2 separate regions of the Homo sapiens genome follow, and region 2 is linked to region 1. Evidence: chromatin contacts called from ENCODE Hi-C or POLR2A ChIA-PET data. All regions are on one chromosome and are shown on one strand. The core of a region is the stretch at or near the end of the contact, and the rest is flanking DNA. Distances in the headings are between cores, read along the strand shown. Region 1 has its middle 48 kb from the start of TENT5C. Region 2 has its middle 37 kb from the start of TENT5C-DT.

Evidence for each region. A loop is a pair of places that touch in the nucleus more often than their neighbours do. ChIA-PET counts read pairs that join two places held with the same protein, here RNA polymerase II (POLR2A). Pooled maps may share reads with other maps.
Region 2: a pooled map shows a loop between it and region 1 (2.2-fold over the local background). The contact joins two enhancer-like sites. A Hi-C loop is called at or near these places in 2 of 50 pooled maps. POLR2A ChIA-PET finds 5 or more read pairs at or near these places in 3 of 52 experiments (T-cell, activated CD4-positive, alpha-beta T cell and activated CD8-positive, alpha-beta memory T cell).

Annotation. Positions count from the first base shown.
Region 1 is chr1:117,650,732-117,658,170 of GRCh38, forward strand. No RefSeq gene overlaps it. Among named protein-coding and RNA genes, the nearest start is that of TENT5C, 48 kb to the left of the region's middle. RefSeq lists enhancers at 4,282-4,441, 5,260-5,329, 5,480-5,589, 5,950-6,089. Within about 2 kb of position 5,605, at least 13 of the 41 ENCODE cell types and tissues checked have a DNase peak (open chromatin) inside an H3K27ac peak, as active enhancers do.
Region 2 is chr1:117,564,936-117,572,622 of GRCh38, forward strand. No RefSeq gene overlaps it. Among named protein-coding and RNA genes, the nearest start is that of TENT5C-DT, 37 kb to the right of the region's middle. Within about 2 kb of position 6,120, at least 12 of the 41 ENCODE cell types and tissues checked have a DNase peak (open chromatin) inside an H3K27ac peak, as active enhancers do.

The DNA.
Region 1 (7,439 bases), core at 4,355-6,854:
TTATGTCATAGCATTCAGCGTTGCCAGATAACACCCAGGATACCCGGTTAAATTCAAATTCCAGATAAACAATGGATAATTTTTTTCATTGTATGTCTCTCCCTGCCTCCAACCCCCCATCCCTGAATTTTTTCCTAAATCTGGCAGCCCTAACAGCAATGCCAACAACCTTAAATTGCACGTTAGACATCCCTGGTCCTTGGTCTGCCCTCCATTGGGGATTTTTCATGGGCCATGGCCCCTCTGTCGTTCCCAGTGCCCCGCATCTCATTGGCTCTCTGCTCCCCCTCTCTGGTTTCCCTTCGCTCCGGTTCCTCTTTTGTCCTAGTGCAGGTTAGCTTGCATATCTTGCATATCCAAAACCATCCTGGCTCTGAGCACAACAAAAGGGCCTTTCATTCACCCAGATCTGCTCTCCTTCCAAGGTAGCTCCCTCTCTTACATAAATATCATATGATAAGACTCTTAAAGCAGGCCACCATGGTGACAGCAAGGCCTTGCCTTCCCCTCAGGATGGTCACACAGCTCCCTTGCAGGCTGTGATGTTCCTGGTAGAGGAGGTATGTGAGGCTGAACTATTCACACATTCAGTGCATAGTTATTGCATCGTATACTTAATAGGCCCTGGGTATAAAATGATGAATACAATGAGGTGTGGGGCATTGAGTGGTGAGTGAGACCTCAGGGCAGGGAGCCACAAGATCCTGTAGCTGGTTCAGGGTGGAGGGATACTTAGTGAGCTATGAGATCCCATAGGAAGGGTCAATCTCAGAGGGCTTCTTGGAGGGAGTGTCATTTCAGGCAGTCCAGGATGGATAAAAGGGACTTCACAGGCCAAGAAAAGGGGACAGATACTCATTCTAAGCAGAGAAAATATAGGTACAGGGAGTGAGAGAGAAGTTGGCATGGTGGGAAATGTACAGGTAAGGCCAGTAAGATGAGGCGGTCCTGAGGTTTGTGCTGAGGTTGGTGCACATCTGTTTGTTATATGCCCCTGCTTACAGCAGAAAGAGCTCACCTCCTTTTGTTCACACGTAAGTGACAGCAAGTGTATTTATTTCCTGTTGTCCTGTAACAAATTAGCACAAACTCAGCACTTTTAAGCAACATGCATTTATTATCTCATATATTCTGAGAGTCAGGAATCAGAGCACAGCTTAGCTGGGTTCTCTGCTTCAGGGTCGCTTTCAAGGCTGCAGTCAAGGTGTTGGTCAAGGCTGGGCTCTCATCTGAGGCTCGACTGTGGAAGAATCCACTTCCAAGCTCACTGATGTGGTTGCTAGTGGAATTCACTTCTTTGCAGATTGTTAGACTGAGGGCCAACACTGTCTGTCAACTGGAGACCACTCTCAGTTCCTCGCACATGGAGCCCTCTGAAGTGGCACTTGCTTCATTGAAGGATGCAAGCCAAGAAGGCAATAGAGAGAGTCTTTCAGTAAGATTGAAATTATAATTCATGTAATATAATTACGGAAATGACATCCTACCACCTTTGCAGTGTTCTTTTGGTTAAAAGCAAGTCATAGGTCCTGCCCACAGTCAACAGAGAGACAGACAAAGGGACCTACATGCCAGGAGGCAGGGAGCATTGAGAGCCATCTTAGAATCTGTCCACCAGGTTAAGCAACCGTGAGTTGTGTGAATATGTGATGGGGCATGGCTGGCAGTGATGGGTCCCTTTGGGGAGGGAAGTGCCATATTGGTGAGAGAGAGGGGCAGGGAGACCTACCCAGGACAGATTTGTGCAAACCCACATGCTGGTCTCATTGGGTTAGGGAGAGCTGGCCTTCTCTTAGCCACCCCTGCACAGAGATGACATTCTTTCTCTGGAAGAAGGCCTGATGCCTCTGAGTTGGCTTCCTGTTATGACAGGCCATGATGAATGGGCATAGGCCCCTTCATCCTAGTTTCACCCCTGGGGCCCTGTATACCTTGCCAAGGAGGTTGATAGGACATGAATTAGGGTAGTAGCCATAGGGATGGGAAAGAAAGACTGAAAAAGGATTTAGAAAGTAATATTGGATGACATATGACAGATTAGATGTGGAAGAAATGATGTGTAGGGAGAGGCGTGGGAATACGTTTCTGCAGTGGGAAATTTGGTAGACGGTGATGTCATTAACCAAGAGAAGAAAACATGGATAGAAGGTCTGGGGTCTTTGGTCATGCTGATTTCCAGAAGAGGATGCAGATAATTACCAGTATAGTTTCAGAGCTCCAGACCAGGAGGCCGGCTAGGGATGGACAACTGGGAATCACAGTGAGGAGATGGTAACTGGAGCCTCCTCTGTGGTGTAAAGCACCCAAGCAAGCAAGAGTCAGCCAGGACAGATTCCTTGAGGAGCATCTATCCAGGAAGAATTAGCAAAGGTGGAAAAACCGGAGAAGGCTGAGGAGTGGACAGAGAGGCGGGTGGAGAACCAGGACAATGCAATGTCCTAGGAGCCAGGGGAGGAGCGGTTGGCAGCATCAAGTCCTGTACAGACAGGCGAATGGATGCCGCACATCACTGTGACTTTGTAGAGTCAGGTGCAGGGAGCAGAGGAGACAAAGCCCTATCCCAGGGGGCTGAAGAGTAAATGGGAGACAATTTAAAGAAAAGGGACTAAGGCTTAGCAGGCAAAAGTGTGAAATTGGAGTGCTGGCTCCACAGGTTGCCAGCTGAGCGGCATCTAGGCAGGCCCTGGCCTCTTGGAAGAAGAGGGCACACAGCACCCCTCCTAGGGCTGTTGTGAGGTGTAGTGAGGTTGTGCCTGCCTGTGACAGCACAGGAGGAACAGCACAGAGCTCATCTCTACTTCTGCTCCTGCTCCCGCCAGTGTCTTCTTGAAAAATGGTCTTTTAAAACTATTGCCCTCCCCAGCTTACATGTTCCCTCAGTGTGTGGGATAACATTCACATTCCCTGCACGAGTTGGCCTCTACTTATCTCCCCATCCTCACACCCTCGCTCCTGTCCTCCTTGAACATGTGAAGCTCTTTCAAACCTCGGAGCCCTTCCCTGCAGAGTTTCCCCTGCGTGGGCCTTTCTTCCGACTTAGTTGTTGTCAGTCACCCTTCTGGGAAGTGATGGCTTAAATGTCATTTCCTAAATAATTCCTCTGGCTCCTGACCTGAGTTAGGCTTCCTGGCATCTTCTCCAGCACCTGGCACAGTTCCAGATGCATAGCAGGAATGCAAACAAATGCTCGTCCATGAATAAAGGAGAATACCAGCAACTGGCTGTGTGACCTTGGGCAAGTCACTTCACCTCTCTGTGCTTTAGAGTTTCCTCCTCTGTAGTAGGAAGTAGGACTATGTATCTCTAAGATCTCTTTCGGCTCTGGCAATCTTTGGCTCTTTAATGCTAGTGTCTGTACAGGTTTCTCATAAGGCTTCACGGAATAATGCAAGTGAGAGCCTTGTTGAATTGAAGGGGGAGGGGGAGGAGGCTAGGGAGCTTGGCAGAGGCAGCGGAGTACCCACAACGAGGCCCACTCACCCACTCATTTCCTCAGCCACCCACGGGGCCTGCAGTCCCCACGTGTAGCCTGATAGGCAGGGACTAGGGGACAGCCAGAATCAAAACCACAGCCTCCCGTTTTTAGTGTGTGGGCTTCAATTCGATGAGCTAGGGAGGAGACTTCTGGAGAAAAAATACTCTGTAGGGTCACATACACCCAGACAGTGTGGACACCTGCTACACACACATACCAATATGTGCATTTACAACTAATTACATACAAAGGAAAGCACACACACACCCAGAGGTGCACAAGCACACGGTCAATGCCCTGCAGAGCCCACCTGCAGCTCCCTGAGCCCAGGACAGCTCTGTTACCCTCTGAGTCTCTGGGTCAATCTTTACCCTTGCCCTCTGGGTCTTCCCTCTCTCAACAAACCCTGAGGCTGGGCACTGAGGCCTAGGGGATTCAGTGATTTTACTGATAAGGCTGAAAACAGGCAGGAAGGGAGGGTAACTTACAGTGCTCTCCGGATGTTACAGTATTTGCATTTCCACAGTCTATGTGTCTGAAAAAAACTGGGTTTAGTCTAGAAACTTGGTGGTACGCAGGTGTAGCTTTCAAGAGAACTGGGAAACAATGCTGTATGGAGATGGTAACCACTTGTGAGCTGGGTCAGTTTCACTATTTACTATACAGGCTGGCCATGATCTCATTGAACTCTCAGAAGTGCCTTCTGCACAGATAATTTATAGATGATGAAACTGAGACTTGGACATGTAAAGTAATTTGCCCAAGGCATGCAATTTGTAATTGGCAGATCTGGGACTCAGGGAGTAGGCTTCTGATTCCAAAGACAAGTGCTCTTACCACCCCTACCAGCTCAGCCTCTTGCCTCTGGTGTGTGCCCCTGCCCCCTCCCGCCTCTGGGCTCCACATTCTGGCTGCTGACTCCCTCACACATGGCCTGGTGGAGCCCCTACCCATGCTGAGTGGGGCTGGGAAAATGGTGAATTTTCTAGAAAATTGTGAAAGCGCTGCCTACGAGAATGGCTGCCTGGGACACTCCAGCTGCAGGCCCTGGGGCAGTGCCCGTTTGGAAGGTGCAGAGTTTTCTGGAGATAAGCAAACATGAGTCAGGAGAAAGCGACAAACAGCTCACCCCTGCAGATTGGCTGCCAGGACGTGAGATGATCATGCAACGTCAAGCTAACAGCCTCAAATCTTTTTGAAATCGAGTGCCCAGTTGACAGTTAAATCAGTCCGGAGACACAACTTCTCTCCCTCTCAAAACATATACACACACGCGCACACGCGTGCACACACACACGCACACACACACACACTTGATGTGGATTGTGGGACCAGAGCATTCAGGACTTTACAGCTCTAAAGGACCTTCGAGCTCATTGAGCTCTTGACCACCTTAATGTCAAGAATCGCCCAAAGTACCCATTTAAAAGACAAATTCTAACCTCAGCCCATTCCAGGTCTCCAGAATTCTAAGGGAATCTCTAAAAATCTTCTCAAGAAGCTGGATGTTTTACCAGGTTCCTGAGAGATTCTCATCACATCAGAGTTTGTTCCTTCAGGGTTTTGGAACACTGAATCTAGACTAACCCCTTCATTTTATAAGCAACATTTTAGTGATCTACAACATTTGTGTGAGCTGCGCAAAGCCACACAGCAAGTTGGCAGCAGGGCAAACGTGGATTCCCAGCACCGGGCCTCTCTGTCACACCACTCTTCTGACCACATAGAAAAGGAAGGATGGAAGGAAATCAGAGTTACTGAGCGCCTGCCATGGGTTGGGGCATGCTGGACAATTCAGTAGTAAGAGCAAAGGGAACCCCCTGGGTGCCAAGTGCTGTGCAGGGCACTTTTCCTGCTTTTGGAATTTAATACTTATAGTAGCTCTTGGCTGGGAATGGTTACCCTCCTCACGTGCGAGATGAGGCAATGGGCACACAGGGGCTGGGCACTTCTCAGGACCCAGAGGCCCCAAGAGCTAGAGGCAGAATTTGAAGCTGGACCTCAGCTGGAACCTTGAGAGCCCAGGCTCTGAAGCACTGTGCTGCGTCAGCTCTCAGAGACGCACTTGATTCTGTTGCTGATTTCATCAAAAGCTCACAGAAACCTTGTGATGTAGGCGGCGTCTTGTAGAGTTGAAGAAGCCAAAGCCCGGGGTGACAACAAAACCTGCCCAAGATCACACAGCCAGCAAACCATGAAGGCAGATTCAGCCCGGGTCTATCTTGTGTCAAACCCACACACTCCTCACCACATGTGGCGGTTTCGGAAGCTCCTTCCTGGGGCTCCAACTACAGACTACCTCTTCTGACAGTCTCACCCCCGCTGTCCCAGCTCGAACCTTCACCCTCTTTGGGCAGTCTGCATCTGGGGGCCCCCTCACACCCAAGTGCTACTGTGTTTACACTTCTGTTTGTTCCTGAATTCTCTTCTGACCCTCAACTGCTTTGAAGTTCTACAGCCAGGCTCTGCACAGTTTTTGAAAAGCGGAAGACAGTAAATCTTGCAGGCTCTGGGGTCCAGACCATCTCTGTTGCGACCACTCAGCTCTGCCCTTGCAGTGTGTTTAGTTCAGCCATAGACAATTCGTGAATGCGTGAGCATGGTTCAGTACAGCTTTAGTTCATGAGCTGTTGTTTGCCCATTCCGATGTTCTAGAAGAATGCTGGGGATTTGAAATGCTGAAATTTTCGAATGCTGAAAATCCATTCGAGCAGATTTTTATTTGATTCTGCTCTTTATGGGACAGAAGACAAGTCTGTTTGGGAAGGCATGTGTTTGAAAAGAGCCTAAAGGTGTCTGACCATTGAGACCCTAGTGCCTAAAAATCTGGAAGAGACTGCCTAGTTCTCAGGGAATGTTCCTTCCTTCCTTTATTCATTCATAGACTAGTTTGGAACACCCGCCATGTGACAGGCATCGTGTTGAGCCTTGGTGAGACAGACAGGCAAGTCTTTGCAGAGCTTATAGCTCAGTTACTGCTGGGGCTGCCAATGTGATGACTAATAGCAAAGAGTGTAAAGAAGGACACGACTTAGTTGGGGGCTGGGGAAGACTTCCCAGAAGAAGCAATGGGTAAGCTGATTCCCCTGACTGGGAATCCAAGTGAGGGCAGAGACAAGGTACAGTGTAATCAATGCAGGGAAAGAAACATCAGGTGACAGGCTTTTACATGCCATTTTTAGAGAATATGTGCACTGCTGTATTGACCCTTTTGGGAGGGTCTGATTCTTTTAGACAACAGGAACATCCGCTTTTCCCACTGGCAGATGGATCAGGCTGTTGATCCTGTTCTGTGATCCAAATGGCTCAGTCTCCATACTGGGAGATGGGGAAGGTATAGCTGATGTTTTGTGTGAGTCGGTGAATTGTCACAGAAGTAGACAAAACCATGCAAAATTTCCATTTGTTTCTTTGGATTTACCTCTGAGCCGAGTCTCTCAGATCATTAGAAAAAAAAAAAAAAAACACCCCAGATCACAGAGTCTAATAGATAGAATGTTATCTTTAAGGCAACGCTTAAAACTCAATGTTCGTAATGTAATATTTATTTAAAACAAAATAGCTTAACTGTTTTTTTTTAAACGAAAAAATCTTACCTAATTAGTTCCTTGTTCTTTTGGCCCAAAAAAACTCAATTTTACTTTGTTAAAGAAAATATAAGAAATACCAACTACATGAGAAAGTTAAACTGATGTTTGATTCAAATACTAATTATTTTTATTTTTTAATTTTTAAAAAATTTTTTTCACAAAATTATTCACTCATTTTATACACATTTTTGAGCTCATACCATGTGCCAGGCATTGGGCTACAAAGATGAAAAAGACATCAATCCATTTTTATTTTTCAATATATTTCCCAGAACTTGTGTCATCTTAGGAGTGTCCGTGCTGCTGATTGGGCTCAGGGCACAGGTGCTGCTGGATGGTGTTTGGTGCTTTATGTGGTAACCTATTTCCCCAAC
Region 2 (7,687 bases), core at 4,870-7,369, 85 kb before region 1:
GATTTCTGAAGTTCCTTCCAGAACTAACATTTGACCACTGTGGTTACGGGCAAGTCCTTTAACCTCTCTGGATTTCAACTTCCTCATCTAGAAAATAGAGATAAAAATAGTTCTTACCTCCAAGGGTTGTTGTGAAATCATCTATGGTTATGCCTGACATTTAAGAAATAATCAATAAATGTTTGCTGTAATCAAAACAATATGAGTTCCATTTGTCACTTCCTTAGAAAGAATCTGATGTACTCATTCATACTAAGGTCTAAGGCAGAGTCAGCAGATATCCGGCACAAGGGCTGTCATAATCCTCTCTTCTGTTACCGACATCACTGATCAATGAGGGCATTCTCCTCAGTAAGTGAGGATACAGCCACTGGACGCAGCCTCCTGGCTTTTCTCAACCTAGGGCTGCGGCAGCCTCCTCCTCTAGGAAGCCTTCCTGGTTCAACCCCAGGCATGATGAAAAACAAAAAGCCCACACATACCCCTAAAATGGCTCTTGTTGCTCCATATTATGTTTTCTTTTTATTTGTTAGTGCCCCAGCTAGACTGTGAGTTCCATGCTAGAGGGACTACAATCAGTTTCTCTATAGCCTAGATGAGTCTGCAGAACATTGCAGATGCTCAAAAAGTGAATTCTAGATCCTGTGGCTGGCAAGTAGGGGATGTTTGGGGGACGGGCAGTGTGTTGGCTTTATAAAGTGGATGGCTTTATAGAAGCCCATGTTCCTTGCCTCTGGAAGCTGCTGCAGGAGCTGTGGGGAGGGTCTCCCTGCCCACATTTCCCCTGCAGGGTTCCCTGGGCACCTCCAAGTGAGCTGGTGCAGCCACCACACATGGGGAGAGAACAAGGCCAGCAAACATGGAGGCCCCAAGACTGCTCCGAGGGAGATGCCCTCCCCAGGCCCCGTGGGTATCTGCTTGCCCCGCAGGCTCCCAGCTGCAAGGCAGTTCCAACTTAGCAACTAATGGACCTGCGAGAGCTCAGGCACCTGCCTTCTGCTCTCACAGACCTGTGCTCAGCATCACCTTGGCGATAGAGTGGAACATGGGGTGGAGTGGGGGGAGCTGCCATCTGTCCAGTCAATGCAGAGAGGTGCTCCCTGCTGGGGCTCAGGCAGGCCAGGGAAGGGGGAAGGGCAGTGACCACACTGCCTTTGGGGGATCCTGTTGAGCTGCATGGAGTGCTCATGGACACAGGAAAAGCTTGGCACCTGAGACCTGGTTTCCAGTGTCCTGGCTCATGGCCAGACAGTGTCGTCTGATTTTTTTGTCTGTGGAATATGATTGCCAGATCTGGGTCATATGTGACCCATGCAGAGTAAGCGATGAAGCCCCGGGAAGGCCTGTGTGTGCCATCTGCCTACCCTCTGGCCTGTCACAGGCCCTGAAATACCAGAATCAGGACAAAGCCAGGAGGACCCCTTGCTAAGAAAAGTTCCTGGTTACTCAATCTATTATTGCAGCTGAAGAATCTGAGACTCAGGGAACATTAAGTGACTTCCAAAAGTCACACAGCTTGGAAAGCAGGCCATATACCTCCAAGCATAGGGCTTGCCTCACTCTCCCACAGGACTCTGCAGCAGGGACCTCCATTTCTCTGCCAAATCCTTGATACCACGCTCTGGTAGCAGACACAGAATCCAATGGGCAAAGGGTCACTTAAGAATAATATTTTTAAAATATTAAACATTTTATGTCCATGAACTGGAGTGATCCAAACAGCACCCCTGGGCCAAGTGCTGGGGAGTGGGATAGGTGTAAGCCATGGACTGTGACCTCCAGGACCTCGGGGCTGGAGATGGACTCACAACTACTGGATGGTGGCACCTCACGTATTCAATGATGGGTTGGTGGCATTGCCCCTGGCATCCTTGGATAAATAGTAATATTAACACAACATACACCTGTTGTGCAGGAAGAGTACGTATTGAGCTGTGTTTTGGGCTTTCCCTTCACTCCCACTGCTTCCATGTTTGCATGGTGCCTTCTCCAAGGTCAGACAGAGCCATCCATTGCTTTCAAGAGGATTGGGATGTTACAGCAGGAATACAAAGGAAAGAAAGTCATTACGCAGATTTTTTACTTCCAAAAGAGGTTTTTAAGTCTCCCTTTCAGGAGCAATAGTTATGAAAGTCATTGCTTTTAATTTATAAAATCAAGGAGCATTGAGTGGTAAAAAGATTTTTTGCTAATCCAAATTGATCACACTCACTTATTCAACAGCTATTTACTGAGAACCTGTTTTGTGACACACTGTTCTGGATACTAAGGCTGTTGTTTGTCCATATACACAGTGGGAAAGAGAACAGATAAGGAATTATTCTGCCCCAGGAGGGGTTGGGATTACCCTGCCTTGTGGGCTTGAGGGTGGGGGTAAAGTTGAGGTGGGGAGTGTGGAAGGAAGAGATGGAGTCCAGTGGAGCCTCCCAGACCAGGCGTCTTTGGGAAGAAGAGGGAGTCAGTGTGGAGGACACTGTCCAGCTCTGCTCAGGTACCTACAGCCTCCCATAGACATGGCATTGCCCTTGGGGGGGAGTCTTCATAGTGCATGGAATCTGTGCCAAGAACTGGCACAGCCCCTGGCATCCCGTGGTGTCCTGGACCTCCAGGAAGAGAGGTGTTCCTCCACGCCTCCGGACTTGACCCTGCATGGCAACGCCTCCTCTTCAATGGCCCGGGACACTCAAAAGCCATGCCCTCCTAGAGGACGGGACCCAGGCTGGCCGGAGGGGACATACTTAGATGGAATTGAAGAGAAGCAGTTGAGAATTTCCGTCTCAGCGCACAGTGGGGATCACACATTCATATTGGCACTGTCCGCCTGACACCTGTTACACTTCCCTGTGCCATGTCACTGCCCCCTGCTCATGATGCTCCCTACCTTTGGGTCCTAGGTACTGCCGCTATTTCCATTATGGACAGAAAGTTGAAATTCCAAGTGCGTCGCTCCTTTACCCAAGGCCATATGTTACCAAGTGTCAGAGCTGGAATTCACCCCCAAATCTGATTCCAGAGTTCTGAGTCCCTGGCACCACTGCACTGCTTCTCAGAAACGTTCCTGTCAATGGACTAATAAGCTGGACTGCAGGGAGAACATTTGTTGGTGACAGAACCAGGGTCCAAAAAGTTTTGTCTAGCCAGAGTGATGGTGACTCTAACAAGACGAGTATGAATCAGGTCCAGCTACATAAAAACCCAATGCCCGAGTCATGGTTGGGTGGCAGCAGGCCCAGGGCTCCCCCTTGGCAGCTGTGCAGGGTGTGGGGGCTCAATGGGACATGGAGCCAAACTGGCCCTATTTGATCCTTGGCCACATTGGAGCCCAGAACAAGAGAAAGAGAAGTCACTTTCACTCTGCATTCATCAGTCCATGCAGAGAAGGCAGAAAACCTGGAGCCTCTTCAGGGAAAGAAAGTGTAGAAAGAACCTGAGCTCAGGCAGGCCTGGGTTCCCACATCCCTCCACCATGTACCTGTGTGTGACCTTTGACAAATTACTGATCTCCCCAACCCAGTTTTCTTGTCCTGTGAAATTGGTTTAGGAGTCTACTTTGCCTGGTTGTTGTAGGGGTTAGAGCTAAATAAGCTGTAGAAGGATACCTTCTAAATGGTATTATTCAGAGGAAACTAATCAAAATGTTGATAGCTGACTTGTTGAAAATCAGTCACCAGGAAAAGGAATTAAGCTTGTTCCATATCCAACCAGAACCAAAGAATGATTAGAAGTGGCCAGGAAATAGATTTTGGTTGGACTTAAGGCAGCGATTCCTGGCCTGGGCTGCATCAGGAACAGGGAAGCAGGTAGGCCCAACAGCTGCTTGGCCCATATAGGAATCTGGAGGATCGAAGGTGATGTTGGGCCAGAGCACTTCACAGCTCTTTCTCTTGAGGAACTTAACATAAGCTAGTTTAGAAAGGAAATTAATTTAAAAATCCTTTCACCTTCACATTCAAGGGAAGATGTCTGCACATAAATCTATGTCTTCATCTGTACTTATCCTCAGAATAGATCAATAGAAGTCCTGGATCAAAGGACATCAGCACTTTTAAGACTTGTCCTACATATTGCCAAGTCGTTTTCCAGAGAGATTGCACCCATTAAAAATTCTACCAGTATCAGGCAAGAGCACCCCGTTCCCTGTGTCCTCCTCATCATGGAGAGTTAGCTTTCGAGATCGTTTCTGTGTTGGTGGTAAGAAGGCACCCCATTGCGGAGATTAAGTAAGCATGGTGTCTTGGCTTAAGTTCTGGGGGCTCTGCCCCCTACAGGCTGTGTGACCTAGGGCTGGCTCCTCTGCTTCGGTTTTCTCATCTGTAGGATGGGAATACATCATGGACTTGTTGTGAGGCTTAAATAAGAAAATGTCAGCTGTGTGCAGCATAATACCTGCATTATAATATATAATATATAAATTATGTATAATTATAAATGATATATAAATTATAATATATAAATAATAAGTACATTATTTGCATTCCATGTGCATTATTTGCATTCCTTAGTTAATAGTGAAGTTGAACTTTTTTTCATTTGCCTTGCCTAATAAAGGAGAACTCTGGCAAAAAATGTGCTTTTTTTTGCCCATTTTACTGTTGGAGCACAGGACTTTTCTTACTGATCGTTTAACATGTCTTCCTCTGCTAGTTATATAATATTAGACCCTCTAAATTTTGTTACTAGATACACATCAGCATCACCTGAGAGGTTTTAAAAGTTAAATCGATGTCTGCAGGTAAAGCCAGGGCATCAGACTGGACTTGGGACGATTCTCCTTTGCAGCCAGGGCTCAGATGCGGTGTTCTATTTTAACATTGTCATTTGCTTGCTAATTTTGTTTATATACACTTGAGGTTCAGAAGTTTAAATGTTTGTGTATGTAGCCATATTTCTCTTCCTTTTCTTTTATGACTTCTTCAGTATCCTTTATGTTTAGGAAGTTCTCTCCCGTGCAAATAGTCACAAGCTTCTCCTGGCTTCCTGTGCTGTGATGGCTTCCCGTCTCACCTGCTTGTGTGATCTTGGCAGGTTGCTGAACCTTTCTGGGCTTCCGTTTCCCCTAAGGGAGGGAGTTGGACTAAATCAGACTTTTCCAAAGTCTTCTGAGATGCTCTTTTGGAAAAAGATTTTCCCAGCCAAATAAGTTTGGAAAAAGCACATTAACATGTCAAAAGTTCTGAGAAATATTACAGTAAAGAGAGATTACCCAGCATTTCCACTCCTGGGTATATGGCCAAGAAAATTGAAAACATATGTCTGTACAAAACTTGTCTATGAATGTTCATAACAGCATTATTCATAATAGTCAAGAGGTAGATACAACCAAAATGTCCATCAACCGATGAACAGATAGCAAAATATCTATACAATGGATATTATTCAACCATAAAAAAGAATGAAGCACTGATTCATGCTAACCTGAACAAACTTTGAAAACAATGCTAAATGATCACAAAAGATCACATAGTCTAATTCCATTTATAGGAAATGTCCAGATTAAGTAAATCTATAAGGATAGAAAGATTCATGGCTGCCTGGGGTGGAAGGAATTGGGAGGAAATGGAAATGACTGCTAATGGGCATCTGGTTTCTTTTGGGGTATAAAGATGTTCTATAATTACATCGCACTGATGGTTGCACAAGTCTGTGAATTACTAAATACTAAATAATACTAAAGACAACTAAACTGTGTACTTTGAAGGGGTGAATTTTATGGAATGTGAATTATATTTTATAAAGCTATTTAGAAAAGAAAAGAAAAATTAAGACTTTGGAAGAGCTGGGTCCTTCCCAACTTTGTCTCTGGCTAATCCCAGGACCTTAAGAAAGCTTTCTTCCCAGCATCTTCAAGCCTTCGTTTCCTTATCTGAAAAACATGGCCCATAACACTACTTTGCATTGTGCAGTTGAAAGAACACTTCATACCTGCTTCTTGCAGCATCTCCAAGAAGAGGTTAAAGCAACAAATGGAATCTGAGGTGCTGTGAGGGCAAGTTGCCTTGGCTCGCACAGCTGCTAAGTGGTGGTGTGTGGATTTGAATGCATTTCCGTCAGGCTGGGCACTGTGAATAATATCTGCCCAGCCTGGGTCACTGGGTTGCTGAGAGTTTGTGGCAACACCGTCTGAGAACCTGCTCTGAGAACTGACAGGTGCTCTGCCGTGTGGTGTATCGTTCTAGCCAGTGACGATGGGAGAGGTGTGGTCTGGGAGAGTCACTCCACACCCACTTTTTCTGAGGCTGGAACAGCATTGTTTCCACCTGTGTGGCCCCTGATCAGCTACTCTGAGCTTTACGTTCCTTCTTGTTAACGTGGGAAGGTTTGTTCTTATTTCATGGGAGCTGCTGGGGACTGATATAACCGGTTTATTGAGTGCTTACCTGGTGACCTGCGCTCCACTGGACACAGGACCTGCAACTGCAAGTGGCAGCCTCAGTAAAGCTCACAGCAACCCTCTGAGTGAGGTGAGGTCACTCCCTTTCACAGAGGAGCAAGTGGAGGCACAGAAGCTAGTAGGTTTATAGCCTGATTTCTTTCCATTAAACTTTATGTTCATTGTTGGTCTTTGAAGAGATTATTAAAGGCTATATAGTACTCTGTCATAGACATGTAACTCCTTTAACCATTTCCCTTGTATTTGACATTTGTTCCTATGTTAAGACACAAACAGTGCTACGGTGGACAAACTCATAAAATTCTGTGCACCTCTATGCCTATTTCCTTGAGGTAGATTCCTAGAAGTGGAGTTACTAGGTCAAAGGGCATGAACTCATTTACTGCTGCCTGTGTGCTGCCAAGCAGCTTTCCAGAAGAGAAAGGCTGAGGCCCCGACACTCCCACGAGAGGTATACAGGAGATGACCGTGCAGGAGGATTGGAAACCAGGCTTAGCTCTGTTTTTTCTCTCATATGTTCAGATGATCTCACAAAGACTGATCTTATCCAACCTCAACTTGTTAAAACGTACAGTAGCAAGTAATCTGGAATAGTCAATTCTGTGGGCCTATTCTGTGGATCTCTGAACATCCACAGGTAACTTCCCATGGATGCTCCTTGGCCAGTTAGACAAGTCAAGGGGGAGTTAGTCCTGCAGGAAGTCTCAAGCCAGAGACTCTGTGCTGAGATCTGAGGTGTCATCTGCCACATGAAAATGCCAAGCCTGTACGTAAGAAATATAAGACTTGTCATCAAACCTGCCAGTAATGATAAATTCTAACATTTATTATTTACTTAATAAATTATGCATATTTATTAGTGTAATCCTGGTATTAATCTTAGGAGGTGGACTTTATTAGTATGCTCATTTTAATAGTGGGAATGAGGAAACTATATAAGATGCAGAAAGTGGCTTGTCTGAGGTCACGCAGTTAGTAAACAGGTGGTGGATCCGGACCGATTCTAGTCAGTCTGACTCTACGGGCCACATACCCACCCACCGTACTACACTGCTCTACTGTCTGGCTGATAGGCAACAGATACTCTAGGCCAACCAGTCTTGAGTTCCTGGTAAACACTGCTGAGAACAGCACTGGAAAGAAGCTTTGGCAGCACCTGAGGCAATCTGATGAAGTGCTGTTGTCCACTGGATGAGACAAAGTATAAAACGCAGATGGCAAGTGGCTTTTATCCCTTTCCTTGGCATCCGGCAAAGGGTACATTCCTTGTACCTCTTCCTTGTACCTCTTCCCCGT